Linked DNA regions of Mus musculus: regions 2, 3, 4, 5, 6 and 7 are each linked to region 1. The links are chromatin loops, found by intact Hi-C in ENCODE. Cell type or tissue: heart. All regions are shown on one strand. Region 1 holds the start of Zfp235 (zinc finger protein 235). Region 2 holds the start of Smg9 (smg-9 homolog, nonsense mediated mRNA decay factor (C. elegans)). Region 3 holds the start of Zfp108 (zinc finger protein 108). Region 4 overlaps Smg9 (smg-9 homolog, nonsense mediated mRNA decay factor (C. elegans)). Region 5 holds the start of Zfp93 (zinc finger protein 93). Region 6 holds the start of LOC115486484 (a long non-coding RNA gene). Region 7 holds the start of Zfp111 (zinc finger protein 111).

Region 1 (4,000 bases):
AGGAATCTTCTTGCCTCCAGAGTCCCAGAAACAGGAGACCTGCTTTGGCAAGATGGAAAAAAAAAGCTGGACTCCCAAAATGTATCCTGTGAGATCTACATGCACTCCTTGGCATGCTTACAACCAACCCCCTCACACAATAATGGTAATACAAAATTTTAAAGTAAAAATATAATTCATAACCCACATGAGTATGGAGACCTCATACTGAATTGTACAATAAAATTAGGCAAATAGTGGAAAATGTCATTTTTTTAAATGTAAATGAACTAAAGGGATTTTAAAATGTATGTGTACACCATCTGTTTGTGTGTAGATGTGTGTGTGTGCAGGTGCCCTGGGAGGCTAGAAGAGAGCGTTGAACATCCTCTAATTACATATAATTGGAGTTACAGGCAGTTGTAAGCTATCAGGTGTGAGTGCTGGGAACCAAACTGAGCTAGTGCTCTTAACTACTGAGCCATCACTCCAGCCCACTTTTTCAAATTCTTTTTACTCATCCTTGTACACTTTCCCAAGTGCAGTGCACTTTGAGCACATGTCCCACTGTCCTCTCTTATCCCTCCTCCTTCCAGACCTTTCTTCTCAGCAACTTCCCCTCTTCCTTCATGCAGTTCAGAGAGGCTCTGTGTAGAGCACTTGCCCAGCATGCAGGGATCATGTTTCCAATCCCTAGCACTGTGGGGATGGGGGAAGCAACCCAACTTACCTGTAACTTGGTCATTGTTCTCTTCTCTTTGAGACAAGGCAGGGCTCTGGGAAGCAAGCTGGGGAAGAGGGGCTTCGTGAGAACACTGCTAGGACAGTTGGTCCACATGGCTTCCTCAGCTTCTCCATCAGCCCCAAGGGCTGTGCAGGTTGACCAGGCTTTTCTACCTGCTTCCTGCTAATCAGTAGTGTAAGGCTCCAGGTTACCAGGTCATGCGTGCCTCACTTCACTCACAGCAAAGGGTTAGACAAGCCCACAATTCTCTATTTCTGGCAGCTTCAGGGATGCCGTGTACTCGCACCTTCACAATGCTGCCTGTAGTGATGGGCTTTCCATAAAAACAAATGTTTAAGAAGTCTCGAGCTCTCTGATGAACGCTGTGTCATAACTGACCACCACTATCTAAGGGTCTGTTAATGTGACAGCTATCTTACATATAACTATTTCCTTACACAGTAGTGAAATCCCCACCCCCATATTCTCTCCTTCTAAAAATTTTAAATTCTAGTAAACGTTGCTCATCTGCAAGAGCCCCCACCAAGTTTCTTTTCCCACATACATGAAGATAATCACCAATAAAAAGCTAAACCCTCTCTAAGGAAAGGGGAGTTTGGCCTTGCGATATGGCTCAAAGGGTATGAGCGACTGCTGCTGAGGCTGACCACCTGAGTTCAAGACTCTGAAGCCCACGTGGTGGAAGGAGTGACCCTACTCCCACAGGTAGTTTTCTGACCTATTCCTTTTATCAGCTATGGAACGTCCCACTCTTTAAGTAAATAAACAATGAAATATATGCAAAAAGAGCACATCAAAACCAGAGTTGCATACCACTTAAGGCTTTAGGACACTGCTATCTGCCATCACCGTTCCTCTGACAGACTCCCGTGGGAAGCTAGACTCTCTCCAGGGCTCCACAAGCAGCTGAGACGGGTCCAGGAATCCTGGGCAGCGCCGTCTCAAGCAGAGCCCAGCTAGAGAGGACCGGCCGACGCCAGCGGTGCCCCTCTTCTCCCCGGAGATGCAGACTCGGTCCCCGAGAAGACACACCGAAACACCAGCACACAGAAGGGTCGCGGAACGCTGCAGGATGTCACCTCATCAGAAGTACTGCCAGGGAGCCTGGCCTTGCGGCAGCGGAAGTCACCTCAGCCGTCACTGGCGCTGGAACTACAATTCCCAGAATGCGTCAGCGGAAGCGCCTAGCTCTGTGCTTTTTCCGGGACTACATTCCCCAGACTACTAAAGCCTCCATATGTTCCAAGCTCTTTTAACTGGCATGTGAGCCTTAGAAATCGCTTTTTGGGAGCTCGCTCACCGGGGGTGCTTTTCGGTTTCTTTATTTTTGAAATGCCATGTAAGACATCTATGGATACTTTTTTATTTCTGTTCTGTTTTGTTTTGTTTTGTTTTTTCCCCGAGGCAGTTTCTCTGCGTAGCCCTGGATCTCCTGGAATTCTGTTTGTAGATCAGGCTGGCCTCAAACTGAGAGATCCCTTTGTCTCTCGCTCCCGGGTGCTGGGATAAGAGGTAAGCACCACCATGCCCAGCTGTGGGTCCTTTTTAAGAACACTGAAGTCTCATTTTATATTATATTATAAAAGCTAAAACTTCAACTGCTCAGCTATAGGAGCCTGATTCAGCAGCAGAGGCAGAGTCCCTGAATAGAATCCTCCAGTCACAGGCTGTGGGAGTGATGGTAGAGCACAGGGTGTCTGGGTCACTATTCTACTGCTATGAAGAGACACCATGATCAAAGCTTGTTTCAGAGGCTTAGTCCATTAACATGGCAGAAAGCATGGCTCCCTGCTATTTCCAATCATTCAAATACATAGATGTATGGGGGCCACTGTTAGTCAAACCATCACACTCTGCTACCTGTCTCGATAAGCCTTTGCCCATATCATAATGCCAAATGCGTTCAGCCCAACTTCAAAAGTCCCCACCATCTATTGCAATCCCAATATTTTTTAAAAATCTAAATGTCAAACTTTTATGATACTCATGACAATCTCTTCATTGTAATTCCCTGTAAAATCAAAATCAAAAAGCAGACCACATAATCCAATGTGTTATGGCATAAAATATACTTTACCATTTCTTAATGGGAAGGCAGTATAGTGAGGAAACACTGGACCATAGCAAGACTAAAAACCAAAGGTGGAGGCCAAACTCTGCATCTCCATGCTGATGTCAAAGCACTCTTCAGATGCTTTACTCTTTCGGCTATGTTGGCTGTAACACACTTGTCTCTCTCAGGCTGGTTTCACCTCAGTCTGCAGCTCTCTGCAGCTGGGATCCCATAGTTCTGGCATCTTCAACATCTTGTGGTCTCCGACATAATCCAGGTTCACAGCTTCACTCAATGCCCTCTCTTGGCCACTATGCAGGAACTCTCCTATACTACAACTGCCTTCAGGGCATTTCCTTCATTACTAAGGGAGGCTCAAGAACCCTTTTCTTGTATCCTTGACTCTAAAGCCAGAACCAAGTGTTTCTTGTATCCTTGACTCTAAAGCCAGAACCAAGTGGCCAAAGCTGGCATGTTCTGCTGCTCGATGGTCTGGACCTTGGCCCCATCCGATTCTATGTCCACTATCTTTCTGGAACTGATGGCCTTCCTCGTGCTGAAGCTGGAACTGATGGCCTCCCTCATGCTGAAGCTGTACTGATGGCCTCCCTCATGCTGAAGCTGGAACTGATGGCCTCCCTCATGCTGAAGCTGGAACTGATGGCCTCCCTCATGCTGAAGCTTTTCCTCTTCCTTCTCACAGGCTGGAGGCTTCGCTGGGTGGGGTGTTGCCCTGAGGTCAGCACTCCCTTTATAGCATTCAGAATCAGGCTTTTCCTTAAGCCTTCACGGTGCTTCTTTTCTCCTCACACTCCACACTGCATAGTTCTTTCTGTCTGGCTTGCTCCTCCTCATGCTGGATCTCCATGAGAGCGACTGCTAATAACCACAAGACACAGTCAACACAAGGCTGTCTGGAAATCTCCCCTGCTTATGCCAGTAATACAAAACTCATCAACTTAGCTTCAGGCAGATTTTTAGGATGAGGACAAAAATCACCCACTTTTTTTCCTCAGTATATGACTAGAATGGTTTAGGCCATGTACTGTTTGCCTCTGAAACTTCTTGAGCTGCCCCCCACCCCCAGCTCAAATTGCCCTTGTCTTGCATTCTCCTCCTAGGATGACCCACTAAGCTCTACTAATCAAAAAGCACTTAATAATTTTGTAGTGGAAAGTCCTAAAGTCTTCCATATTCCTTCAACAAACAGCATGGTCAGGCTT
Region 2 (4,000 bases), 270 kb before region 1:
GCAGGCACAGAGCCATATCACATTTGTGGAGGCCAGGTGACAACTTCCGAGAGACCATTTTCTCTTTCCATCCTGTAGGCCGCAGGGATGGAAGTCAATTCTTTGGCCTTGTGGTGGCCCCGTTACCTGATACAACCATCCTGACAGCCCCACACTGTTTTTGCCTGGGCAAGGAGCTCTGCACATCTGCCAGTCTTGCCTCCGCAGCACTGGGATGACAAGATCGTGCCGCCAGGCTCCACTTTTTATGTGGTTGCTGGGGATCAAACCTGGGTCTTCATGCTTGCAAACAAGCACTTCACACACTGAGCTATCTTCCCACCTACATGTGAAGCACCTCTTTGGAGAATCTTCCAGAATTGACAAGTTGCTTTGCAAGAATTTCCAGGAGACCCCCAATTCTTAACTGTTCTAATGCCTTTTCTCTTGAGGCATGGTGCATTCCACAACTTAATACTGTTTCCTCCTCCTCCTCACCTCTCCCTCTCAAACAGGGTCCTGCTCTGCAGTTCAGGCTGGTCTCAAACTCATGGCGACCCTCCTGTTTCTGGCTCCACACTACTGGAATTACATGTGTGAGCCGCCTTGTCCAGTTCTATTCACGTATTTTTCTAAGTGCTTCCTAGTCTACTTGCAGTCTTTTTTTTTTTTTTTTTAAGATTTATTATAATATATAAGTACACTGTAGCTGTCTTCAGACACACCAGAAGAGGGCATCTGATCTCATTACGGATGGTTGTGAGCCACCATGTGGTTGCTGGGATTTGAACTCATGATCTCTGGAAGAGCAGTCAGTGCTCTTAACCGCTGAACCATCTCTCTAGCCCCCCTTTTTAAAAATATTATTTATGTATTTATTTATATGAGTACACTGTAGCTGTCTTCAGATACACACCAGTAGAATGTGCATCAGATCCCATTACAGGTGGTTGTGATCCACCATGTGGTGGCTGAGAATTGAACTCAGGACCTATGGGAGAGCAGTCAGTGCTCTTAACCTCTGAGCCATCTCTCCAGCCCCTACTTGCAGTCTTATATGGAGCCTCCTTCCAATACTCAGGCATGAAGAACCTCAAAATCCAATTTCCATGGAAGGTGGCCCTAGGTGTATGTCGGCTTCTTTGGGACTGTGTCCAGAAATTTCCTCCCGATACTGTTAGAAGGCTCGTACCAGCACTACAGGGACACTTTACAGTGGCTATAGTTTCTATTAATTTATTTGTACCTCCAGCTAACGGCGCCGCAATTCCGAGACCTTCACGTTCCTACTCCCATTGGCCAGCCGCCCAGCGACCTTTTAACGGCAGGGCGGGGGCGGGGCTTGAATACGCCCCACCCCCAACCCCGCCCCGTCGGCGCGCCTGCCTCTCCCAGGCTCGGGGCGTCCCCCCTTCCCCTTACCTAGGGCAGCTGCTGATTAGTTCCTGGGTCGCAGCGCGCGCTCTGAGTGACGGGAGTGCAGCGTGGGCGGGGAAGGTCCTCCACAGCCACCTGCCGTGTAAATGGTGCCGGAAGGTCACAAGCCAGAGAATGAGAGAGGCCGAGAAAACGGGTGCCGGCTATTCCGGAACAGGCCTTGGCGTCCCGGAAGCTCCCAGAGGAGGAAGAAGAGGAAGCCACAGTACGCAGCCCAACGAGTCACGGCCTGCGCTGCTAGCTCGGCGCATGCGCCGCGGGCTGGGCGCGCAAGCGAACCCAACGTGCGCGTTAGACTGAGCATGCGTGAATGGAGGTGGCTGGCTTCAGCACGCATGCGGATTACGGAGGGGCGAGGGAGTATGTTGCTGCTGAGAAGGCGCGTGCGCATTGTTTCTCTGGGCGGGCCTGCTGTTTGGCTGGGTGGGCAGCTCTGGAGATTTCGAGTTCGAATCCCGGGTCTTCTGTAGTGTTGTCAGACCGATCGGGGTAGGGTACGGCGGAAGGGAGGAATTAACGTCCTTATCTGAGCAAGCACAAGACTGATTCAGCTGGCTGCAAGAAGCGATCTTGAAGGACTTTAAGGAAGAGCCCAGCTCCTCCAAGACAGAACATCTGTAGAGAAAGGTCTAGGCTTGGACCTGTGGCACGAGGTGGGCGGCAGAAGTGGGCGGATCGCAGGGCTACAGAAGGGGCAAACATTCAAAGGACTAGGGGCACAGCCTGAAGCAGCTGGAAGGCCACTGGGCAGAGGGTGCAGTCACCCAATGGAAAGACAGCTGAGAGGCAGAAGTTCCACCTCCCCTATTGCTTTTCCTTTCTTAAAGAAAAAAAACCGTGAGTCCATCAGCCTGACCTCAAACTTACCCTCCTGTGTCTGCCTCTTCAGCATAACCTACCTGTGTGTGCCGCCACAATCAGCTCTCTTGGTTATTTGTTTGTTTGTTTGTTTGTTTGTTTGTTTGTTTTGAGACAGGGTTTCTCTGTATAGCCCTGGCTGTCCTGGAACTCACTCTGTAGACCAGGCTGGTCTCAAACTCAGAAATCCGCCTGCCTCTGCCTCCCAAGTGCTGGGATTAAAGGCAGCTCTCTTGTTTTGAGGTGGGGTCTTACTGTGTAGACCAGGCTGGTCTAGAACTCAAAGAAACCCACCTGCCTTGGCCTCAGGACTGCTGGGCTCTCCCCACCCCCTCGGCTTTTCGTTATTCTCTCCCATTCTCTTCTGTACTGAGAAAAGAGAGAGGGCCTTGCTATGTAGGATGTGCTCTACCACTGATCTGCATTTCAAGACACAAGCACACATGCGTGCTTGTCCCCAGAGCTGATCTCCATGTCAGCCTAACTCAAACAGCATCGCCTCCCTCCATGCCCCCGCCAAGCTCTTCTCTGTTCTCCTATGGGCACCTAGCTGCCAAGACTTAAAGTTTGCCTTCCCTTCGGCTTTTCTTTCAAATTTGAAAAAAAAAAAAATGTTCCTTGGAGTGCTGATAGAGGCACACTCCACGGGATTAAACCTAGAGCCCCATGCATGTTATGCATGCTAGGTAAGCACACTGCTGCCTGGGCCACATGGCCAGCTTATAAAGGATGGATATATATATAGTGAGTACACTGTAGCTGTCATCAGACACACCAGAAGAGGGCATCAGATCCCATTACAGATGGTTGTGAGCCACCATGTGGTTGCTGGGAATCGAACTCAGGACCTCTGGAAGAGCAGCCAGTGCTCTTAACCGCTGAGCCTTCTCTCCAGCCCGTGAAGAATTTTTTTATTGTTGAAGCCTGGAGACAGAAAGCACGAGTTTTTCATATTCAAGGTAACCATCAGGGCAGTGATTGGTTGGAGGGCTGTTTATGAAGAGTGCTCAATGCCACCAGATTCACTGAGTTATAAGCGGGATGTGTGCCCTCTAGGATGTGTGCGCACACATGCAGCAATGCACATTTGGATGCCAGAGGAGTCAGCAAGAATCAGCACTGTCCTTCTATCCCATGGGTCCCAAGCGCCTTTACCCAGCAGGCCACCTCACTGGGCCTTTAGTTAAGGTTTCAGCATTCATACATTTGAGGTAGGGTATTGGGGACTGAATTTAAGTAGGCTTGTTAAGCTCCCTACCACAGAGCCTTAGCCCAGCCCTCCGCTTACATGTTTTAAAGATTTCATTTTCTTTTATATGTATGAGTGCTTTGTAAGTATGATTGAGCACCACGTGCCTGCCTGGTGGCTGCCAAGGCCAGAAGAGAGTGTTGGATCCCCTGGAACTAGAGCAACAGAAGGTTGAGAGCTGCCATGTGGGTGCTGGGAATTGAACCCCTGTCCTCTGTAAGAGCAGCCAGTGCTGTTGACTACTGAACCATCTCTATTTTATTTTATTTTATTTTATTTTATTTTATTTTATTTTATTTGTGAGACTGAGTCTCAGTAAATTCCCCTTGAACTTCCTCCATAAGAGGCCTCTTCTGTCCTCCCGAGGCACAGCATGCATGTTATATATATATATATATATATATATATATATACACACATATATATAGTATATATACTATATATACATATAATATATATTTATATATATACACAAAG
Region 3 (4,000 bases), 120 kb before region 1:
TGCACGCATGAATAGGCTACAATCCAACTTCTGGTGTCCTTCCTCAGGTGCTGTCTAGGGTAGTTTGTTTGTTTTTAGGACAGGGTCCTCCAGTGTCCTAGAACTTGCCAATTAGGCTAGGATGGCTGCCACTGAGCACCAGGACAGAGCAGCCTGTCCCAGAGTCCCCAAACCAAGAGATGCTACTTCAACAAGATTGAAGAAGAGAGACTCCTGAAAGCTGTCCTCTGAAGTCTACATCATGTCTTGACATGCTCACAAAGCACAAACCCAATACTAATGAAAAATTATTAAATGAAAAAAATCATAAACACGAGTATGAAGAACTCATACTTAATTGTAAAATAAAATTAGGCCAGAAGAGGGCGTTGGACATCCTCTAATTACATATAATTGGAGTTACGGGCAGTTGTAAGCTATCAGGTGTGAGTGCTGGGAACCAAACTGAGCCAGTGCTCTTAACTACTGAGCCATCTCTGCAGCCCACTTTTTCAAATTCTTTTTACTCATCCTTGTACACTTTCCCATGTGCAGTGCACTTTGAGCACATGTCCCACTGTCCTCTCTTATCCCTCCTCCTTCCAGACCTTTCTTCTCAGCAACTTCCCCTCTTCCTTCATGCAGTTCAGAGAGGCTCTGTGTAGAGCACTTGCCCGCCATGCAGGAGTCCTGTTTTCAATCCCTACCACTGTGGGGATGGGGGAAGCAACCCGACTTACCTGTAACTTGGTCATTGTTCTCTTCTCTTTGAGACAAGGCAGGGCTCTGGGAAGCAAGCTGGGGAAGAGAGGCTTCGTGAGAACACTGCTAGGACAGTTGGTCCACGTGGCTTCCTCAGCTTCTCCATCAGCCCCAAGGGCTGTGCGCGCTGACCAGGCTTTTCTGCCTACTTCCTACTAAGCCTCCGGGTTACCAGACTCACTCACCACATTCTCTATTTCTGGAAGCTTCAGGGGTGCTGGGCACTCTTACCTTCACAAGGCTGCCTGTGGTGATGGGTTTCCCAGAAAACACAAATGTTTAAGCAGCCCCAGAAGTCTGATGCATGCTGTGTCATGACTGACCACCAGCCTCAGAAGGGTCTGTCAATTGTGACAGCTATCTTACATGTTATTGTTTCCATACATGGGAGTGAAGTTAAACCTCTCTGTATCCTGCTCTAAAAGGCTTCATAATTAGCAAACATTATTGACCTGCCAGAGCCTCCAGAGTCTCTTTTTCCACATGCACGAAGATAATGACCAATAGAAATCTAAGCCCTGCAAGATGGCTTAGTGGGTAGAAGTGACTTCAGCTGAGCCTGATGGGGCGAGTTCGAGTCCCTGAACACCACACGGTGCAAGGAAAGACCTGACTCTCACAAGTTGTCTTCTGACCTCCATACATAAGCTGTGACACAACCCTCCCCTCTTAAATAAATAAATGCAAAACCAAACCAAATCAAAACAAAAACACATAAAAGTAAGAGTTGCCACTTAAGGCTTTATGACACTGGCCATCTGTCACCACAGCTTCTCTGCCAGGCTCCAGTGGGAAGCTAGACTCTCCCGGGGTTCCACCAGCAGCTGAGATGGGTCCAGGAATCAGGGCAGGAGGCCTCAGGCAGAACCCAGTTAAAAAGGACGGGTCGCTGCCACAGCTGCCCCGCTTTTCCCCGGAATGCAAACTCGTCTCTGAGAGGACACACCGGAATGCAAACTCGTCTCTGAGAGGACACACCGGAATGCAAACTCGTCCCTGAGAGGACACACCGGGGCACAGCGCACAGAAGGCCTGCGGGATGCTCCAAGCTCTCACCTCACTGGAAGGAAGCACTGCCAGGCAGCCTAGCCTTCTGGAGCTGAAGCAAACTTAGCTGCTAATGGCTCCAGAACTACAATTCCCAGAATGCCTCGGCGGAAGTTCATCGGTCTGGAGCTTTTTCTGGGACTACATTTCCCAGAACGAGAAGGTTCCAAGCTATTTTAACTAGAGTGAGGTCGGTGGAAATTGCTTTTTGGGAAATGTAAAAGTACCACTCTCGCTTAGAAAGGAAGTTGTGGGTCCAGACAAAATCAACAGTCTTTAGTCATATTTGGCCTTGTTTCGTTGAGAAATTTAAAATTGACCTTTATAGTGACTACCAGCTAAGTCCCATGGTTTAGAAATCTCAAAGGGTAGGTCTCTGTCTTGGCTGTAGGAAGGTGCAGTAACAGGACCAGAGGGCATAACTATCCTGGCTCCAGTTTTCAACCCTTTAGCCAGGGGGCTTATGGGGAACAGGGTCTCAAGTTTTGCCAACTTCTGGATAGAAAATTCTGTTCCTGAGTCAGATTAGCATAGGTAAGCTCTGGATGCCCTAGTGAGTTCGGTTAACATTCTGTCTAAGCTCCACCATACAGTTACCTGGCAACACCTAGGTATGCTCCTCCCCACAATTATCTGGCAACAGCCTGGTAGGCGGATCCACTATAAAAGTGGTTGCTTGCCCTCTCCTCTTTCTTTTGTCCTCTTGTTCTTTTGCTCTTCCCGTCTTGCTCCTGCTCTGTCCCCTCATACCTTCCCCCCTCTTTCTCCACGTGCTCATGGCCAGCCTCTACTCTTCTCCTCTACTTCTCTCTCCCATTCTCTGCCCTACTACCCTCTAAACTCCCCTCCCCAAGCCCTGAATAAACTCTATTCTATACTATACCATCGTGTGGCTGGTTCCACAGTGGGAAGGGATGTCTTGGCATGGGCCTGTTGAGGCACCCGCTTCCCCCATACCTCACCACACCCCTATAGAACGTATCCACCCCACCCCACCCCCATTTATCATTTTATAAACATATCAAGTTCTACTTCCCAGTCTGCATAAGGAGGGAAGAGGGTCCTAGGATTTGAGTATAATGGGGTGGTGGGTCTTACAGTTTGGTTTGCAGGTAAGTTCTATTTTAATGTAGGGGTCCCTGTCTGTCTTCCATCCTATCCCCTAATTTTCACATTCTCAGTGGTGGCAATAGAAAGTCCCTGGAAGGTTGCAAGTGGAACTTAAATCAGCAGGGCAGGTGCTACATCTACTCCAGTAGTGACACGTGCAACTGGCCCCAAAAACCTGGGCACTGTCCTGAGGCAAAAAGTCTCCTGGAACTGTGGCATCCTGAATAACGAATGCTCCAATGTCCATGCTTTAGTTGGTAAACAGATCTGTGTGCTTTCCCTTAATATTACTTTATTATAAGTGCTTCTAAGGATTCATTTTTGATATTTAGCTAAGTTAGATTCCTCATCAATCCTAGGCAGTCCTTGAGCCGACCAAGGGCTTTGAATTCAGTAAGAATGTTGCCTATTCAGTGACATTCAGAATTGCCTCTAGTATTGTAAGAGAGATAGTGAAAGAAATCAGGCATTATTATCTACTACATAGAGTTAGAAATCTCAGGGCAAACTACTCCCATATGCAGGAATTTACCATTATTTAGGAAGAAGGAAGGTTGTGGTCTAAGGAGGAACCAGAGTAGATACTTAGAACTATAGATAGCTGAGTTACACCCATACACAGGAATTTACAATGGCCTAAGGGGGAGGTGGACTATACAATAGACTAGAATAGGAACTATGGCAAGGGCGCGAAGCCCTTGCCCCTGACTGTTGCGGCCGCCAGCAGCTCGCAACATGAACGGTTCGACTGAGAAGGCCACTCGAGCTGTAAGAGAGGAATCTAGACGGGGCGAAAGAAGAAACGGAGCTAAGACAAATTTATTCTGATCAAAGCTCAAATTTTATTGTTGCGACACTAGTTATAAAGGAAGGGGGAGGGGACCCGACTCCCGCTAATCTCTGGTCCAGTAGAAAGGTGCACGTGTGTGGCTCCGCAGGTTCTAGCAGTGGGCCTGGCAGAACGAATGAGCAGGAAGCTCCACCCCTGAGCAAGCAGGTTTCAGGCTGGGGGAGGGGAGACTACACCTGACTTCTAAGATTAAGTGGACCTTAGGTGGAGCTGCTTTTGATCCCAGTTGTTAACATTGTATTTTATCCGAGT
Region 4 (4,000 bases), 270 kb before region 1:
CTGCAATTTTGCTACTGTTATGAATCATAACATGTTAAAGAAGGTCGTTCAACCCCTGAAACAGTTGAGACTCAGAGAACGGCTGCTGTAAGGCATTTTCATAATGAGTGATTGATGTGGAGGGCCCAGCCCATTGTAGGTGGTGCCATCTCTGGGCTGGTAGCCCTGGGTTCTATAAGAAAACAAGCTGAGCAGGCCAGTGAGCAGCCAGTGAGCAGCACCTCTTCATAGAGGTGCTCTGCGATTCAGCTCCCGCCTCCAGGTTCTGGCTGTTTGACTGCCTTCCTTCAGTGATGAGTTACGATGTGGAAGTGTAAGTCAAATAACTAAACCCTTTCCTCCTCAACTTGCTCTTGATCATAGTTCAACATAGCAACAGTAACCCTAAGACACTCCCCACCCCAGCCCATATTCTGAGTCTTCCTTTGGTCTTTTCCTCCCTGCCCTCCCTGCTCCTGCTCGGATGTGTAGGGGAGAGGGGGTGGCGTCCAGAGAGAGGCATTGGGTTGAGTCAGCCTTCAGGAGATGGTAGGGAGAGCCTGGTGGACACGTGTGTGACCATGTGCATGACAGGGAGAGACAGGGCATGTGACTTAGGCTGTGTGTCAGGTCACTCTGTGGTACGGGTGTAGGGCTTAGTTAATGTGTGATGCACACATACAGGGGTCACTTGTCCCACTTGTATCTGGAGAGCTTGTCTGTGGGAGGGCCAGGCTTCCCTGTCTGTGCCCGGGCCAGGACACAGCTCTCCAGGCCCTCCTCCTTAACCTCTCCTCTAACGCTACCATTTATCTCCATCACACCTCTCCCGACTCAAGACCCGCGCACAGGCCAGGGCATCCTCTCTACTCCTTCCCCACAGGCAGAAACGTAGGAGGCCCGGGGCTGGTGCAGAATCCGCCCCCACCAGATGGCTCTCCTTGCCCTACCTCCCAGATCACCAGGCACCCTTAACTTTTTGGCTCTGTGCCAGCTGCTTCATTCTTTTCTTTTCTTTTTCTTTTTTTTTTTAGTTTTTTTGATATAGCCCTGGCTGTCCTGGAACTCCCTCTGTAGACCAGGCTGGCCTCGAACTCAGAAATTTGCCTGCCTCTGCTTCCCAAGTGCTGGGATTAAAGGCGTGCGCCACCACACCCGGCATCTGCTTCATTCTTTCAAACTCCACTTGAGGGAGGGGCTGGCGAGATGGCTCAGGAGTTGAGAACACTGGCTGCTTTCCCCAGGACCAGATTCAATTTCCAGCACCTAAAAGGAGGCTCCCACCATCTGTGACAGCAGTTCCAGATCCGAAGCCTTTTCCCAGGCACCGAGCACACAGGTAGCACACAGACATTCTTACAGGTACGACACCCAGAGGCATTAAAATATGACAAGATAAATGTACTCGAATAGTAGGAGCTGAAGTCAACCAGAGGAGATCTGGCACCAAGCCTGCGGCAGCCACCATCTTTCAAAGCCTTAGTGACTTTATTCCCCTTCCTGGCTGGGAGCTAGACTCAGCTAGCCCACACTCTTCCTGTCTCTGAAGGTGAGGCCAGGCAGGGGAAGCCACTTGGAGCCCTGCAGTTCTGATACCCAGTCCGTCCTCCCCACGGGCGGCCACCTTCCCCTGCTCTCCCGGCCTCCTCCAGCCCTGCCCAATGCCCCTCACCTCTGGTCTTCCTCTGGAGTGTTTGCAGACAGCAGTGACATGACCATGGACTTGCCTGTCCCCTGGAGGCCTAAGACACCGACCACTAACACGTCCGTCTGATCCAGCAGGTACTGGGGGGCAATGGGGAACATGAGCCTCACAAGCCTGACAGGCATGGTCAGGCCCCTTTGGTAGGCTCACCCACCCACTTGGCCAGTCTCACTCCCTTCATCTGGACAAAGGGCCGTGTTGTGGCAGGTTCATGTGTAAGGCTCTGAACCCCCGCCCTAGAGTCTGGAAAAGCTGAGTGAGAAAGCCTCCTGTGGTTGAGAAGTGGAAGGGTGTCTACAGTCACACAGCCTGACTGCACAGGGCCACACCGAGGCTAACACTGTAAGATCTGGGCAGGAGATTAGAGAAAGGAACTGTGTCTGGAGCTTTAAACACCTGAGACCTTTGCCTTGGGGCCACCAGCTCTGCTGATCTTTACCACTAGGGGGCGGAGGAGTCTCTTCCAAAAGCCAACTGATTTGCTGGCACTTCTCCAGAATCACCAGAGGGACTCAGGAAAAAATAAAATAAAAAAAGGCCTCGGGCCAGGGTTTAATGAGCCCCTGTACCTTAAAGCCAAACTACTCAGGACTGGGTGTTCACTGTGGTAGGTGGATTCCATGTGGCTATTTCACTTCATTAAACTGAAACAAAACTGACAACTCTGTCTTCAGCCCCAGGGAGTTACAATGACAAGGACTTGCTCAGTAGCCCTGCACAGTGGAGGAGGTTGCCACACTAGGTAGCTCAAACAAGCCACTTTATCACTGCAGAAAAGGGCCACTGTGGAGCAAGCAGGCAGGGCCAGGTAACACACAGACCTGGTGTGTAGCACTAACAGGCTGGGGCTAAGAGGTGAGAGGGGCAGTCCTTCCAGAGCATGCGCAACTGTGGAAAAGCCCTGAGCAGAGCACAGGTGTGCGGGCCTAGCAATGTAAGGCTCTAACTAGAGCAAGGGCTGCTGGGAAGGAGCCTCTGGTTGGCACTGTGAAGACAGCATGGGGCTAGATCTAGGAGTGTAGGAGCAGGCTCAGGACCTTCCTCTGGTGTGCAAAGGCACAGGAGTTCTGGGGTATAGGGTAGCAGGGATGTTTACCAAGAGATGTCAGAGCAATCAGGGTTTCAACCTGCCCTGGTGTCACAGGCCTGCCATCCAAGCTATTTAGGAGGCAGAGGCAGGAAGACAGGCAGTTCAAGGTAGCCCAGGCAACTTAGTAAGACCCCACTTCTGAACCAAGAGTAAGAAACAGTCTGGGGCTGTAGCTCAGAATGGAAAACTCACCTAGCAAGCACAAGGCCCCGGGGTCAATGCTCACCGCCCCTCACACTATCAACAAACCATGACTCTCAACTACCAGCCCTCTAAGCTGGATGAAATTCAGGCCTGACTGATGAGACCCCCTCAGGTCCCGAGGGCCGTTCTGTTCTGGAGGGGTGTGGACGGAGGTGCGGGGCCTGGGGAGCCTACCTCAATGGCACTGTCACACCAGTTCATCTGGTCGTCTACCAGCTTGATGCTGTGCTTCATGCGCTCTGGGGGCAGGAGCTTAGCCTGGCCCACCACAGCTGGATGGAGAGAGGAGACAGGACAGTGAGGGTCTCCGGGAGGCAGGAGCTGGTCCCTGCCCAGCCTGTGGGGTTCACTCACGGTCCATGGCAGTTGGGGCAGCAGTGCCCATGCCCCGGTTTTGAATCTGGTACACAGGCTGTGTGGGTCTCTGCCCCTCCTTCTCTCCCTTGGGTGGTGCAGGGGCCGTGGGGGGCGGGGGCGCAGTACCTTCAGGGGTGGAAGCCCCTGTTCCAGCCACAGGCCCCTTCCCCTCCTCACGTGGCTTCATGAGCACAATGGGTTTCTCCAGTGGGGCCGGGGCTGGCGGTGCAGCTGGCGCTGTACTAGGTGGCGGCTGCTTTGACTGTGGGGTGAGAAGGTTGCCGGGCACTCGGGAGACCTCCTATCACCCCCTCCTCCCGCCTCCCTCCTGAGGTCCTCCACACTCACCCGCTCAGCTGGGGGCTTTGAGAGGATGATGGGGGTTTTCTGCATGACGTTAGTGCTGGGGTCTTCGCTGCCATCCTGAGGAGAGGGAACGCAGCTGTTTGTCTAGACGGCCTCCATGGTGCCTCCCCACCCTACCCATGAAGGGGAAACTTCTGGGTTGTTTGGAAAGTCAGTTATGTCAAATGATGTTTTGCTGGGGGACACAAAGGATGTGTGAAAGGATGTCTTGCTAAAGCAGACATGGGAAAGAATGTTTTCCTGAAGCAGACCCAGGTGAAAGGACATTTTGATACAGCAAAGATGTGAAAGGACTCACG
Region 5 (4,000 bases), 140 kb before region 1:
CAAAGTACTGAAGATTTTTTAAAAAATACTGAAGATTTTTCAAAAGTGTACATTTTAGGACAGAATACAGAGAATCAGGGATACCTGGTGACTACAAATTACGTGTGAAAATCACCACTGTTGTTAACAAAACAAGCGTGTAGTCCCTGGAGCTGAGGGTACTGTGTAGCTGGGGAGCTTGGCTGAACTCCATGTAAAATACCCGTGCATTTGTATTCATGCTGCAGTTTCCTGAATCATGGCTCCTGGGTGCTCAGCGGTGTCTAATAAATGCGCTGAGTTTCAGGGCTGCTGGGGAGTCTCCATCAGAGCACACAGCTCATTCGATCCCAGCTTGTCTGTACATGTGTCTGTGTGTCTGTCCTTTCTTCATTCCTCCATCATCTGAGTTGGGTCAACCACAGAAGCTGTGCGGAAGCCAGACGCTCCCTGGTTGTTCAGGATATGAATGCTCAGGAAGTCCAATGCAGGAAATGAGAGTGACCAGTTTTCTGTGTGCATGTGTGTACACATGTGTGCATGCATGTGAGTGTACATATGTACACAAGGGTACACATGCATGTACAGGCTACAGCCCAACCTCTGGTGTCCTTCCTCAGGTGCTGTCTAGGGTTTTTGTTTGTTTTGGGAACAGGGTCCTTCCGTGGCCTGGACCTTGTCAAATAGGCTACGGTGGCTGCAGAGCACTTGCCCAGCATGCAGGGGTCCTGTTTCCAATCCCTAGCACTGTGGGGATGGGGGAAGCAACCCGACTTACCTGTAACTTGGTCATTGTTCTCTTCTCTTTGAGACAAGGCAGGGCTCTGGGAAGCAAGCTGGGGGAAGAGGGGCTTCGTGAGAACACTGCTAGGACAGTTGGTCCACATGGCTTCCTCAGCTTCTCCATCAGCCCCAAGGGCTGTGCGCGCTGACCAGGCTTTTCTGCCTACTTCCCACTAATTGGTAGTGTAAGACTCTGGGTTAAAGTTAAGGGGCCACCCATGCCTCACCTCGCTCACCGCAGCGGGTTAGAAAAGGCCACATTTTCTATTTCTGGCAGCTTGTGTGTGTGCATGTGGGGGGTGGGGTGGGGGGTGCTGGGCACTCTTACCTTCACAAGGCTGCCTGTAGTGATGGGTTTTCCAGAAAAACAAATCTTCACTAAGCTCTGAACTCTATGATGCGTGCTGTGTCATGACTGACTACCACTCTCAGAAAGATCTATCAATTGTGACAGCTATCTTACATATTATTGTTTCCATACATGGAAATGATAGAGTCCTCTTTTGTATCTCCCTCTAAAAGACTTAATTACTAGTAAACATTGTTCATTTACAAGAGCCGCCACAAAGTCCAAAGTCTCTTTTCCCACAGGCATGAAAATAATGACCAATTAAAAAACAAAACAAAACAATAACAAAAAACGCTAAACCCTCTCCAAGGAATGGGGAGTTTGAGCCTACAAGATGGCTCAGCGGGTAAAGGAAACTGCCACTGAGTCTAACCTGCTGAGTTTGAGTCTCTGGGTACCATTAAGTTGACTCCCACAAGTTGTCTTTTGACTTCTTTTCTTTCTTTCTTTCTTTCTTTCTTTCTTTCTTTCTTTCTTTCTTTCTTTCTTTCTTTCTCTCTCTCTCTCTCTCTCTTTCTTCTAATTATTAAATACATTTATTTAATAACTTTAACAAAATAAAAATATTGTTTATTTAAATAAATAAATAAATAAATAAATAGGGGTGGAATCACATAAAAAGTAAAGTTGCATACCACTTAAGGATTCAGGACATGGGCCATCTCTCATCATAGCTCCCCTGCCAGGCTCCCCTGGGAAGCTAGCCTCTCCTGGGGCTCTGCAAGGGGCTGAGGTGTGTCAGTGTAGGGCAGCCCCGCCTCAGGCAGAGCCCAGCGAGAGAGGACCTGGATGCCGGGCTTGTTCCTGGGCCGCAGATGCGGTCACTGAGGGGATACATCAGGAGCACAGGCGCAAAGGAAATGCAGAGCGATGGCCCAGGTTTTCACCTCACAGGAAGCACTCACAAACATCCTCCCCTCCCGGGAGCGGAAACGACCTTGACCACTACTGGCGTTGGAACTACAATTCCCAGAATTCCTCAGTGGCTGCACTCTCTGGGGACTATATTCCCCGGAATGGCAAAGCTTCGGTGAACCTTTTTAACTAAGGGGATTCCTTTTGGTAGGTCGCTCTTCTGTGTTGCTTTTCGGTTTATTCATTTCTGAAATTCCATGAAAGTCAACTGTGGATACTTCTTTGTTTTTGTTGTTGTTTTGTTTTTCCGAGGCAGGGTTTCTCTGTGTAGCCCTGGCTGTCCTGGAACTCCCCCAGTAGTCCAGGCTGGCCTCGAACTGACAGATCTGTCTGCCTCTGCCTCCCAAGTGCTGTGATTAAAGGAGAGGGCCAGCAGATCTTGCTGTGGATACATTTTTTTTTAAAATTGAGATCCCATACTGTATTACATTATAAAAGCTAACAGGGAAACTGCACAGCTGCAGTTGCCTAATTAGGCAGCAGAGTCAGAGTTTCTGCATAGAAACCCCCTATGAGGGGTGGGGGACCGGCTCAGTTGTAGAGCACTGCCCAGAATCCCCTAGTGAGGGGCTGTGGGAGTGACCTGGTGGTAGAACATGGGCTATCTGGGCCACTCTTCTGTTGCTGTGAAGGGACATCATGACCAAGGCAACGCTTATAAAAGGAAACATTTAATTAGAGGCTTGCGTACACTTTTAGGGGTTTAGTGCATTATCATGGCAAGAGCATGGCAGCAGCGGGCATGGGAGGGAGAGTTAAATCCTCATCCATACTGGAGAGACAAAGAGACACATGTGCTCTTAAAATCTCTAGCCATGCCCAGTGATATACTTTCACCATCAAGGCCATACCTCCTGTCTTTCAAATCCTTTCAATGAGTTCTACTCCCTGGTGACTAAGCATTTTAACATGAGCCTGTGGGGGGCGTTCTCACTCAAACCACAACCTGCCCAGCATCCTCCAGTGGGGGCTTGATCCTTGACCTTCAGAGCCCTGGAGCTGTCAGAAAGAACTCTTTATCTGAGATACAGCCTGGGGGAGTCCGTGGGAGCAGCATAGGTCTGAACCACAGATGGACCTGGGTCATGAAGGACAGCCCGACCTAGACCTAGAGGGGAAGGAGGAGAAGCAAGTCATTCACAAGTCAAGTTTAGTAAAGACGTTCAAAATATTGGTTACAGTATAAACAAACAAACAACAGCAAAAGCTCTGTCCCCACAGAATGTCAGGGCCCATAATTCCAATTGCACACATTTCAGTTCACTGTACTAGGCTAATAAATATAAGATGCTGACTGAAGGCCCCTTTCAGGAATACTGAGGAACACAAATCAATATGAATGCAGGTTGGAGACGGGTGAGCATTTTCAAATGAGTCTTACTTACAGGGCCCCTCTCCACTTGCACCGGAAATGGCTGAGTCCTGAGCACATGCAGCTCTGCACCTCAGATACAGAGGGGCTTCCTGTGAGAAAGGGACGCGTAGGTCAACGACGGTTCTGCCAGTCACCAACGTTGGTTAAATCCTTTCCTGCAGCCTTTCTCTGTAGACTTGGATGGATGCTGAGATTTCCCTGCCAGTGTCCTGTTGTAGATGGCGCTGGTGCTGTTTGTATTTTGATGCTAATTCTGCTCTCCTGGGAGGGGTTGCGGACAAGGAGTGAGTCATACACTCAGGCTTCTTGTGAATCAATCCCCTAATGAATAAAGGAGTCAATCACTGAGCAAGTAGGGGCGACTTCCAGGATGCACGGAGGAAGAGAGGAAGCAGGAGAGTTTGGTCTTTTTCGACAGGGATAGTGTGAGGACAAGATGTAATTACTAGTGTCTCCTGGTTTCAATGGCGGATCCGTCAGGATTCGCAACCGGAGGATTTAGATTTAATATGGCGTACAAGATTTTAGCTGCTGTGCCCAGTGATTGAGTTACAATTTTTTTTTTCTGAACTAAGTTTGTGTTGCATTTTCCTTCTTGT
Region 6 (4,000 bases), 160 kb after region 1:
TTGAACATTCTCCTCTCATATCTTACATTATGACCATATTTTCCTCTCTCTAGTTTCCTCTCAGTCCCACCATACAACCTTTGCCCTTCCCAGATCCACTTGTCATTTTCTATTTAAAAATAGGGAGGCCCACAACCAAACATGGCATGTATTTTTTCAATACGGTTATGCATCTCCCTTAAGATTAAGGTTGGATGATGCAAACCAGTAGGAGGAAAATGTTCCCCAAAGGCAAGTGTCAGAGACACTCCCATTAATATTGTTAGGAGTCCCACAACAAGAACACACTGAATAATCATAATATATCTTCAAACGATCTAGGTCAGTACTTCGCAGGATAATAGGTTTAAGTGTCTTCTAAATTATCCATCAACTCCGTGTCTCCTCATATTATCTACCACTTGCTCTATAGAGATATTCATGATATTTCTTGTTTCACCATACAGGTCACCTGCTCTGATCTCAGCCTAGGCTCCTTCAGATAGCAGTGATCATATGTAAACCACAGCCAGGAGGGGAGCAAGTTCCAGAAGGGCCCAGTGCAGAGTTAGCTCTCTGGAAGCTGCCTCAGGTAACAAGAAGGAAGTGAGACCTATCCCCACCCCTTGAGCCCTGAGCCTGAAGACAAGCAGGGGCCATCCTAGTTTTAATTTCATTCTCCAGAAGAATTTTCAAGCAGGTTTACAAATGTAAAACGTCTGCTTGGAAAGATAGCAAGCTCCCCAGAGGTTGTCAAGGAGATAAAACTGGGCATGGTAGAGAATTTGAGAGTTGGGAGCAGGAAATCAAAGTCTGCCCTGGCTATACAGCAAGCCAGAGTCCAGCATGGGCTACAAGAGACTGTCTCAAAGCACAAGACAGAGCAAAAGAGCAGGGGAGGAGCCAAGCTAGAGCATATTCAAATTTAGCAACTCAAATGTTGTCTTCTTCTAGTCCTTGAGTTCCATGATTTTGCTGACCCTAAACACCATTAAAATTTAGGAGATTTCACAATTCCACTAGAAGGCAGGAGGCATTTTCCAAAAATGCAAAGTGACAAATCTTGTTAAAAAGTGACAGCTCTCTCTCTCTCTCTCTCTCTCTCTGTGTGTGTGTGTGTGTGTTGGACAGTTTGCCTGAATGTCTATCACATACATGTAGTACCTGTAGAGACAACAAAATGGTAACATATGCCCTTTACTTGGTGTCATAAATGGTTGTCAGCTGCCATGTTGGTACCAGGAATCAAACTTCAGTTCTCTGCAAAAAAGTTAAAGTACTTATCAGGAAGCTATCTATCTCTCCAACCCCCACCCTCAACTTTTTACACTTGATTTGAGCTCAGGTCCTAATGCTTTTGCAGCAAGCACTTAATCAACTAACCCCTAACCCCGCCATGCAAGGGTTTTGAGAAACCTTGTAATCCCAACATATTGTCACAAGATGAATTTATCAGCAGCTTAAGAGTGTCCTTGAAATAAGGAGCAAAGCAAGGTTGTGACTTGTACCTGCTTGTCAGGATGAAGCTACTTAAGGTCTGACCTGGATCCTGATTGGTTGTAGGTGGAGTTGGGTAACTGAAGGGTTACTAATCTTCTATTATCTTTTTTTTTTAACCAGTTTGTGCCTTCTCATGTTTCATGGGGAAAGCACTGAAAAAGTATCTACAAATACCAATAAATATCTATATCATATGTGCCTGGTTTCAGCAAAATGAAGTTTATTTCAAAATGGGCATCTGGTCTGGTACCTCTCTGTTTGAAGCCTCTTTGTATTGGTGACTGCCATTAGTAAATTGGCAGAAAAAGCTATTTGAGGCAATTTATTTTACTAAAGGATTTCTGTGTATAATCTTTAAATCTGCATGAGAATATGATTTTTTTTTGGTTCCCAGATTGATTGGTGGAAATGTTGGAGCAATTTCTTAGCAAAGTCCTCAGGCAGGATCAATTTACTATCTTCAGTGAGTCTCTTATGACAAGATGTGTGAGGCATCTCCAGTTTGCTTTTATGTAAGCAATATCTTCACTAGAATATTTAGGTCCTTCTGGTAGAGAGGTTGGCCTGGATCTGTCAGTCTAAGGGCCAGGGTTAGCATAGGGTTAGGTATGGTGACCTTTGATGCTGCATCAGCATTCAGATTGCCTCTGGCCACTGTGGCAGTTGCCCTGGATATAGGGGTTGTAGGTGAGTCAGACCTGTTTCTTGTCTACTGAGCACAGGCATGTATTAGAGACACCCTTCTAACCAACCTTATCATCTATGGAGATAAGTATGATCTTATTTGGCCCCAAGTTCATGAGCAGGAGATGTGGCCATGTCCCTACCTGTTTGTAGCACTTGAGAAAGCAGTTCCTGCACCTTCCCTGGGCTTCAGGGTACAGCTGGCACTGCTTGTGTGGGATGGCCCCAAGTTCTTGAGCAGGAGACGTGGCCATGTCCCTACCTGGATGTAGGACTTGAGAAAGCAGTTCCTGCACATTCCCTGGGCTGCAGGGTAGAGCTGGCACTGCTTGTGTGGGATGCAGGTGAGCTGTCCCTGTGGGAAACCGTTGCAGAGTGGCAGTTACAGAGTGGCAGTTGTAGAGTGGCAGTTGACTACTACTGGCCACCACACATACATAGGCAGTAAAGGCTCTTTTGCCAAGATGAGGTTTTGAGAATTAACCAAAGTTAACCAATCAGATAAGAGACAAGTCAACCAATCAGATGAGAGACAAGTTAACCAATCAGATGAGAGAGAACGCCTCTCCTAGACCTATATAAGCAGCACCAGTTCTGGGCTTGGGGTCACTTCGCCTCTGCAATCAAGCTCTCCCAATAAACGTGTGCGGAAGGATCCTGTTGCAGCATCGTTCTTCCTGGCCAGTCGGGCGCGTGCAAGATGGCCCCAAGGGCATGAGAGCATTGGAGCCCACAGGCTGACCCTTTCTTATATCTCTTAGTCCCTGATCCAGGATTTTCAGTTGGTGTAGCCCAAAATCTACCCCATCAATGAAATATGGGAGTGCATGAAGGGGCTGGTTCTATAAATACAAAACTTCAGGATTTCCATGACTCAGGGCAACAGCAGCATATTCAGGAGGAGTTTCAGTGAGGCTCCCAAAGCAGAGGTTCAAGGTTTTACACCAGACTAACAAGTCATTGCACTAAACACTTAAAAGCCAAGAAGTGTGAACAAAATAGACACATTTAGATGAGCTACATCTCCCATGTAACTTTATTTCTCTTTTGCAGAGGAAGGTTTCCAGGGTGAAGAGATGGTATTAGGGGAGGAGGAGATGAGTAGGATTGGGGTGCATGATATGAATAAGTCCCACAACAATACAGCAAAAAGCCCATTTAACAATGTTATTTTATTTCCAATATAGAAGACATATTTGTAAGGATTAAGTGATGAGGGAGGTTAATGTTAAAACTGATCCAGGTGGCCTTCATTTCTCCCCAGTGTGTGTGTGGGGGCATTTATCTGCCTTGGCTTCTGAGAGGTGCCTTTTACTATGCTGTATGGAAGTGAGGCATCCAGGTGACCCACAGTGCTAACAAAGCTGGGATCACTTTGTCAGCCAACCAATTGAAATGTACTCAGGAGTCATCAGAGTTCCCCAAAACATGGCCTGATGGGGTCTGCCAGTTATCCAGCATCCATTGAAGAACACCCAGGTGTTCTCACCATTATCACCATGCGTGATTCTTCTCCATCTTTCCAATGAGTATGCACCTGCATAAAGGAGGTCAGGCCTTCTGAAGTGCTCTCTGGAGCTAAAGTTGACTGTGGATTTCTTTATCATGATATTTAGCGTGTGTGCACATACATACACCCATGGTATGTTTAACTTGTATATTTGTACATGTGTGTCCTGTGTACATGAAATTGTATGCTCAACATTCTGTGTATGGTGTATGTATACCTAGGGAATTCAGTCTGACATGTCAATTCCCACATGCTGAACGACTTGACATTTGGGCCCAGGCTTTTAGGGCCATCAAGGAGATTTTAATGCACCTCTCTAAGTAGGTG
Region 7 (4,000 bases), 74 kb before region 1:
AGAATTGAATGGGTGTGTACCAGTAGATTAAATAGAGTTTATACTCTTCTCTCTGTGGCACACAGTTCTATATATACACCAATAACCTGAGCTACAGTTTACAGCAGATTCCGAGACTCAGGGCTCCTGCAACCACCCATGGTGAATGGACATGTTTTTGTTAAGTTTTAGGGAGGAAGTGGGAATGAGAGTGTGACACTGAGTTGAGCAGTCCTTTGGGCAAGAGGCTTATTAGCATAGTTACTGCAGCACGGTGGGCTCTGAAGTGGATTTTCAGTGAAACGGAGACAAAATAATAATCTTCTTATAATTTGTAGTAGTTTATTTTTATTAATTTACTAACTAATTAACTAATTGTGTGTGTGTGTGTGTGCATCAGTGTGCTACAGCAACTTTGGTGGAGGTCAAAGGAAATTTACAGGGGTCAGTTCCCTCTTTCCACTATGTGTATTTCAAGGACTGAACTCAGGTCCTTGAACTTGGTTGGGCAAATGCCTTTATCTGCCAAGCAGTTTTGCTGGCCATAGGCATTATGTTGTACCTATAACCCTATGGGGACTAGGGAGTGGGGTGTGGTGGTTTGGATAAGAGTAGCCTCTGCCCAAAGTTCAAATATTTGAATGGTTCTTCATAGCCTGGTGTCATGCTTCCTACTGTGATGATAATGCACTAAACAAGCCCCCAAATAAAAGCTCTCTATCTTAAGAGTTGCCTCTCTATATCTTGGTCATGGTGCTTCTTCACAGCAACTTAACAGTGACAAAAATAGTCTGTATTCTACTACCAGGTCATTTTCCCAGCCCCTCTCTAGAAGATTCTAGGCGGGTGTCCCCTCACATCTCACGGGATTCTGTGAAGGGATTCGGACTTTGCTGCTCAGTCAAGCGCCTATAGCTTCACAACTGAAGTTCTAGCTTTTATAATGCAGTATAATATGGATGTTGGTATTCTGTCTGAACTCCACCCCCACAGTTACCTGGCAACAGCCAGGTAGGCCTGGCCCGCTAGAAAAGGGGCTGCTTGCCCCCTCATCCCTCTCTTACTCGCTCTTACTCTCCTACTCTTGCCTCTCTCTCTTGCCTCTTGCCCTCTTGCCCCCCCTCCCTCCCCATTTCCTTCCCTCTGCTCTCTCCGCGTGATCATGGCCAGCCTCTACTTCTCTACTCTCTCCTTCTCTCTGCCTTTCTCTGCCTCTACTACTCTCTTAACTCCCCTCCCCATGCCCTAAATAAACTCTATTCTATGCTATATCGTCATGTCACTGGTCCCTCTGAGGAAAGGGATGCCTTGGCTTGGGCTCGCTGAGGGACCCCCTCCCCCACACCTCACCACACCCCATAGAACACATTTTTTTTTACCTCTATATCTTATTATAATCACAACAGTGGGGCTTCAATGTTTTAAAAAGTATCCACAGCAGGACTTGGTGTCCCATGCCCTTAATACCAGTACTTGGGAGGCAGAGGCAGGGAGGTTTATGAATTCGATGCCACCCTGGATTACAGAGGCAGTTCCAGGACAGCCAGGGCTACACAGAGAATCTCTACCTGGGGTGGGGGTGAGGGGAGAAAAAAAGCGACCACCACCAACAACTTACTACAATTGTCTTTCATGCCATTTTACAAATGAATAACAAACAAACAAAAACAAAAACCAAAAACTCCCAAATCCCGAAAAGCAACTCAGGAGAACAAGTTTCCAAAAAAGCTATATCCAAGGACCTAACTACCTAACAGCTGTTAAAACAGCTAGGCGGTTAACCAAACTTTAGCATTCTGGGAAATGTAGTCCCAAAAGAGCACCAGAGCTAGGTGCTTCCACTGAGGCATTCTGGGAATGGTAATTCCCGCTCCAGAGGCTGCCAAAGTCGCTTCCACTTCCGCAAACCAAGGCGGCCTGGTGGTACTTCTGGTGAAGTGAGATCCTGAAGCTTTTCTGTGGCCCTGTACGCCCTTGCTCCTGGTATGCCTCCTCGGGGACCGAGTCCGCTGCTGGGGAGAAGTGAGAGGCGGAGGGATGGGGTGGGGGGGGGGCACTCCTCTTTCTTGGGCCCTTCCTGAAGTGGCGCTGCTCAGGATTATTGGACCCATCTCAGCTGCTTGTGGAGCCCCAGGGAGAGTCTAGCTTTCCACTGGAGTCTATCAGAGGAACGGTGATGGCAGATAGCAGTGCCCTAAAGCCTTAAGTAGTATGCAACTCTGGTTGTGATGTGGTGATGCGATGCGATGCGATGCGATGCGATGCGATGCGATGCGATATAATATGACTTACTTACTTTGAGAGGTAGGCGTGCCACAGCTTGTATACTGACAAGATCAGAAAGCAACTTTTGGAAGTTCAGTCACTTCTTCCACTGTGTGGGGTCCAGAGACTCAGGGGATCAGTTTCAGCGACAGTGGCCTTTATCTGCTGAGCTTTAGGTTTTTATAGGTCGTTATCTTTATGCACGTGGGAAAAGAGACTTTGTGGAGGCTCTTGCAAATGAGCAATGATTACTAGTAATTAAGCCTTTTACAGCAAGACAGAGGGATAATTTCACTCCCATGTATGCAAACAGTAACATGTAAGATAGCTGTCACAATTGACAGACCCTTCTGAGAGTGGTGGTCAGTCAAGACACAGCATGCATCTTAAACATTTGGTTTTTTTGGAAAACCCATCACCACAGCAGCCTTGTGAAGGTAAGAGTGCCCAGCACCCCTGAGCTTCCAGAAATAGAGAATGTGGTGAGTGAGTCTGGTAACCCGGAGGCTTAGTAGGAAGTAGGCAGAAAAGCCTGGTCAGCGCGCACAGCCCTTGGGGCTGATGGAGAAGCTGAGGAAGCCATGTGGACCAACTGTCCTAGCAGTGTTCTCACGAAGCCCCTCTTCCCCAGCTTGCTTCCCAGAGCCCTGCCTTGTCTCAAAGAGAAGAGAACAATGACCAAGTTACAGGTAAGTCGGGTTGCTTCCCCCATTCCCCGCAGTGCTAGGGATTGGAAACAGGACCCCTGCATGCTGGGCAAGTGCTCTACACAGAGCCTCTCTGAACTGCATGAAGGAAGAGGGGAAGTTGCTGAGAAGGAAGGTCTGGAAGGAGGAGGGATAAGAGGACGGTGGGACATGTGCTCAAAGTGCACTGCACACGAGAAAGTGTACAAGGATAAGTAAAATAAGTTGAACTAGAGAAAGTGGGTTGGAGAGATGGCTCAGTAGTTAAGGGCAGTTTGGTTCCCAGCAGCCACATCTGATAGTTTACAACTGCCTGTAACTCCAACTCCAGGGTGTCCAGTGCCCTTTCCTAACTTCCCAGGGACCTGCACACATATATACACACAGACACACATACATTTAAAAAACTGTTAAGTTCACTTATATTTTAAAGGTGACATCATTTTCCAAAGTTTGCCTAATTTTATTCTGCAAATAAATACAAGTCTTCCCTATTCATGTGATTTATGAATTTTTTCACTTTAAAATTTTGCATCATGATGATGATGAAATAAAGGAATTGTAACCATGCTAAGGTCATCTTTTGGAAGTTGGGCTTTCTTCTTCCACCTTGCTGAAACAGAGTCTCCTGTTTCTGGGACTCTGTGGAGACAGGTCCTGGTGCTCATTGGCAGCCATCCTACCTTTTTTTTGGCAAGTTCTAAGCCACAGAAAGACCCTGACTCTAAAACAACAGCAACAAAAAAGGTGGATAGTACCTGAGGAAGAGCACCAGAGATTGTCCTCCAACCTCTACATGCTGTGCATAAATATACGTGCATGCGTGCAGACATGTGGGCACACACGCACAGACTTCTGCTCGCCCTCACTTCCTGCACGGGGTGTCCTGAGGATTCATTTCCTGAGCAACCAGGGAGAGTGTACGGCTGCCATGGTGATGAAGAAAGGACAAACACACAGACACGTGTACAGACAAGCTGGGATCGAATGAGCTGTGTGCTATGATGGAGACACACCAGCAGCCCTGAAACTCAGCGCATATATTAGACACCGCTGAGCACCCAGGAGCC

Evidence for each region. Peaks named below come from ENCODE experiments on the same cell type or tissue, not always from the same donor. Only the 100,000 strongest peaks of a DNase experiment are listed, where the experiment ranks them.
Region 2: a loop joins it to region 1, with 2.1 times the contacts of the local background. A loop is called at or near these places in 2 of 42 quality-filtered maps.
Region 3: a loop joins it to region 1, with 8 times the contacts of the local background. A loop is called at or near these places in 14 of 42 quality-filtered maps.
Region 4: it touches region 1 in a loop (2.4-fold over the local background); 2 of 42 quality-filtered maps call a loop at or near these places.
Region 5: a loop joins it to region 1, with 2.6 times the contacts of the local background. A loop is called at or near these places in 5 of 42 quality-filtered maps.
Region 6: a loop joins it to region 1, with 2.8 times the contacts of the local background. A loop is called at or near these places in 4 of 42 quality-filtered maps.
Region 7: it touches region 1 in a loop (4-fold over the local background); 8 of 42 quality-filtered maps call a loop at or near these places.

Annotation. Positions count from the first base shown.
Region 1 is chr7:24,132,025-24,136,024 of GRCm38, reverse strand. Zfp235 (zinc finger protein 235) reads right to left here and starts at 3,653. Exons shown (of 5, transcript NM_019941.3): 1 at 2,802-3,653; 2 at 1,538-1,876; 3 at 710-767. The coding sequence starts at 724. In heart, no CTCF peak of the experiment used is centred here; a DNase peak (open chromatin) is centred at 1,874; H3K4me3 peaks cover 1,761 bases; H3K27ac peaks cover 1,325 bases.
Region 2 is chr7:24,397,293-24,401,292 of GRCm38, reverse strand. Smg9 (smg-9 homolog, nonsense mediated mRNA decay factor (C. elegans)) reads right to left here and starts at 1,665. Exons shown (of 14, transcript NM_028047.2): 1 at 1,402-1,665. In heart, no CTCF peak of the experiment used is centred here; a DNase peak (open chromatin) is centred at 1,692; H3K4me3 peaks cover 1,571 bases; H3K27ac peaks cover 1,487 bases.
Region 3 is chr7:24,252,610-24,256,609 of GRCm38, reverse strand. Zfp108 (zinc finger protein 108) reads right to left here and starts at 1,816. Exons shown (of 4, transcript NM_018791.2): 1 at 1,688-1,816; 2 at 720-777. The coding sequence starts at 734. In heart, no CTCF peak of the experiment used is centred here; a DNase peak (open chromatin) is centred at 1,859; H3K4me3 peaks cover 1,404 bases; H3K27ac peaks cover 1,164 bases.
Region 4 is chr7:24,405,285-24,409,284 of GRCm38, reverse strand. It overlaps Smg9 (smg-9 homolog, nonsense mediated mRNA decay factor (C. elegans)), which reads right to left. Exons shown (of 14, transcript NM_028047.2): 3 at 3,684-3,758; 4 at 3,333-3,597; 5 at 3,153-3,250; 6 at 1,652-1,764. Among named protein-coding and RNA genes, the nearest start is that of Smg9, 7.7 kb to the right of the region's middle. In heart, CTCF peaks have their summits at 1,912 and 2,118 (motif pointing right); DNase peaks (open chromatin) are centred at 2,144 and 2,494.
Region 5 is chr7:24,268,428-24,272,427 of GRCm38, reverse strand. Zfp93 (zinc finger protein 93) reads right to left here and starts at 2,010. Exons shown (of 4, transcript NM_009567.4): 1 at 1,747-2,010; 2 at 758-815. The coding sequence starts at 772. In heart, no CTCF peak of the experiment used is centred here; a DNase peak (open chromatin) is centred at 1,967; H3K4me3 peaks cover 1,070 bases; H3K27ac peaks cover 1,060 bases.
Region 6 is chr7:23,973,234-23,977,233 of GRCm38, reverse strand. It overlaps LOC115486484 (a long non-coding RNA gene), which reads right to left and starts at 2,599. Exons shown (of 2, transcript XR_003946697.1): 1 at 2,426-2,599; 2 at 1,161-1,239. In heart, no CTCF peak of the experiment used is centred here; no DNase peak of the experiment used is centred here.
Region 7 is chr7:24,205,991-24,209,990 of GRCm38, reverse strand. It overlaps Zfp111 (zinc finger protein 111), which reads left to right and starts at 1,842. Exons shown (of 4, transcript NM_019940.2): 1 at 1,842-1,962; 2 at 2,876-2,933. The coding sequence starts at 2,919. In heart, no CTCF peak of the experiment used is centred here; a DNase peak (open chromatin) is centred at 1,860; H3K4me3 peaks cover 1,367 bases; H3K27ac peaks cover 819 bases.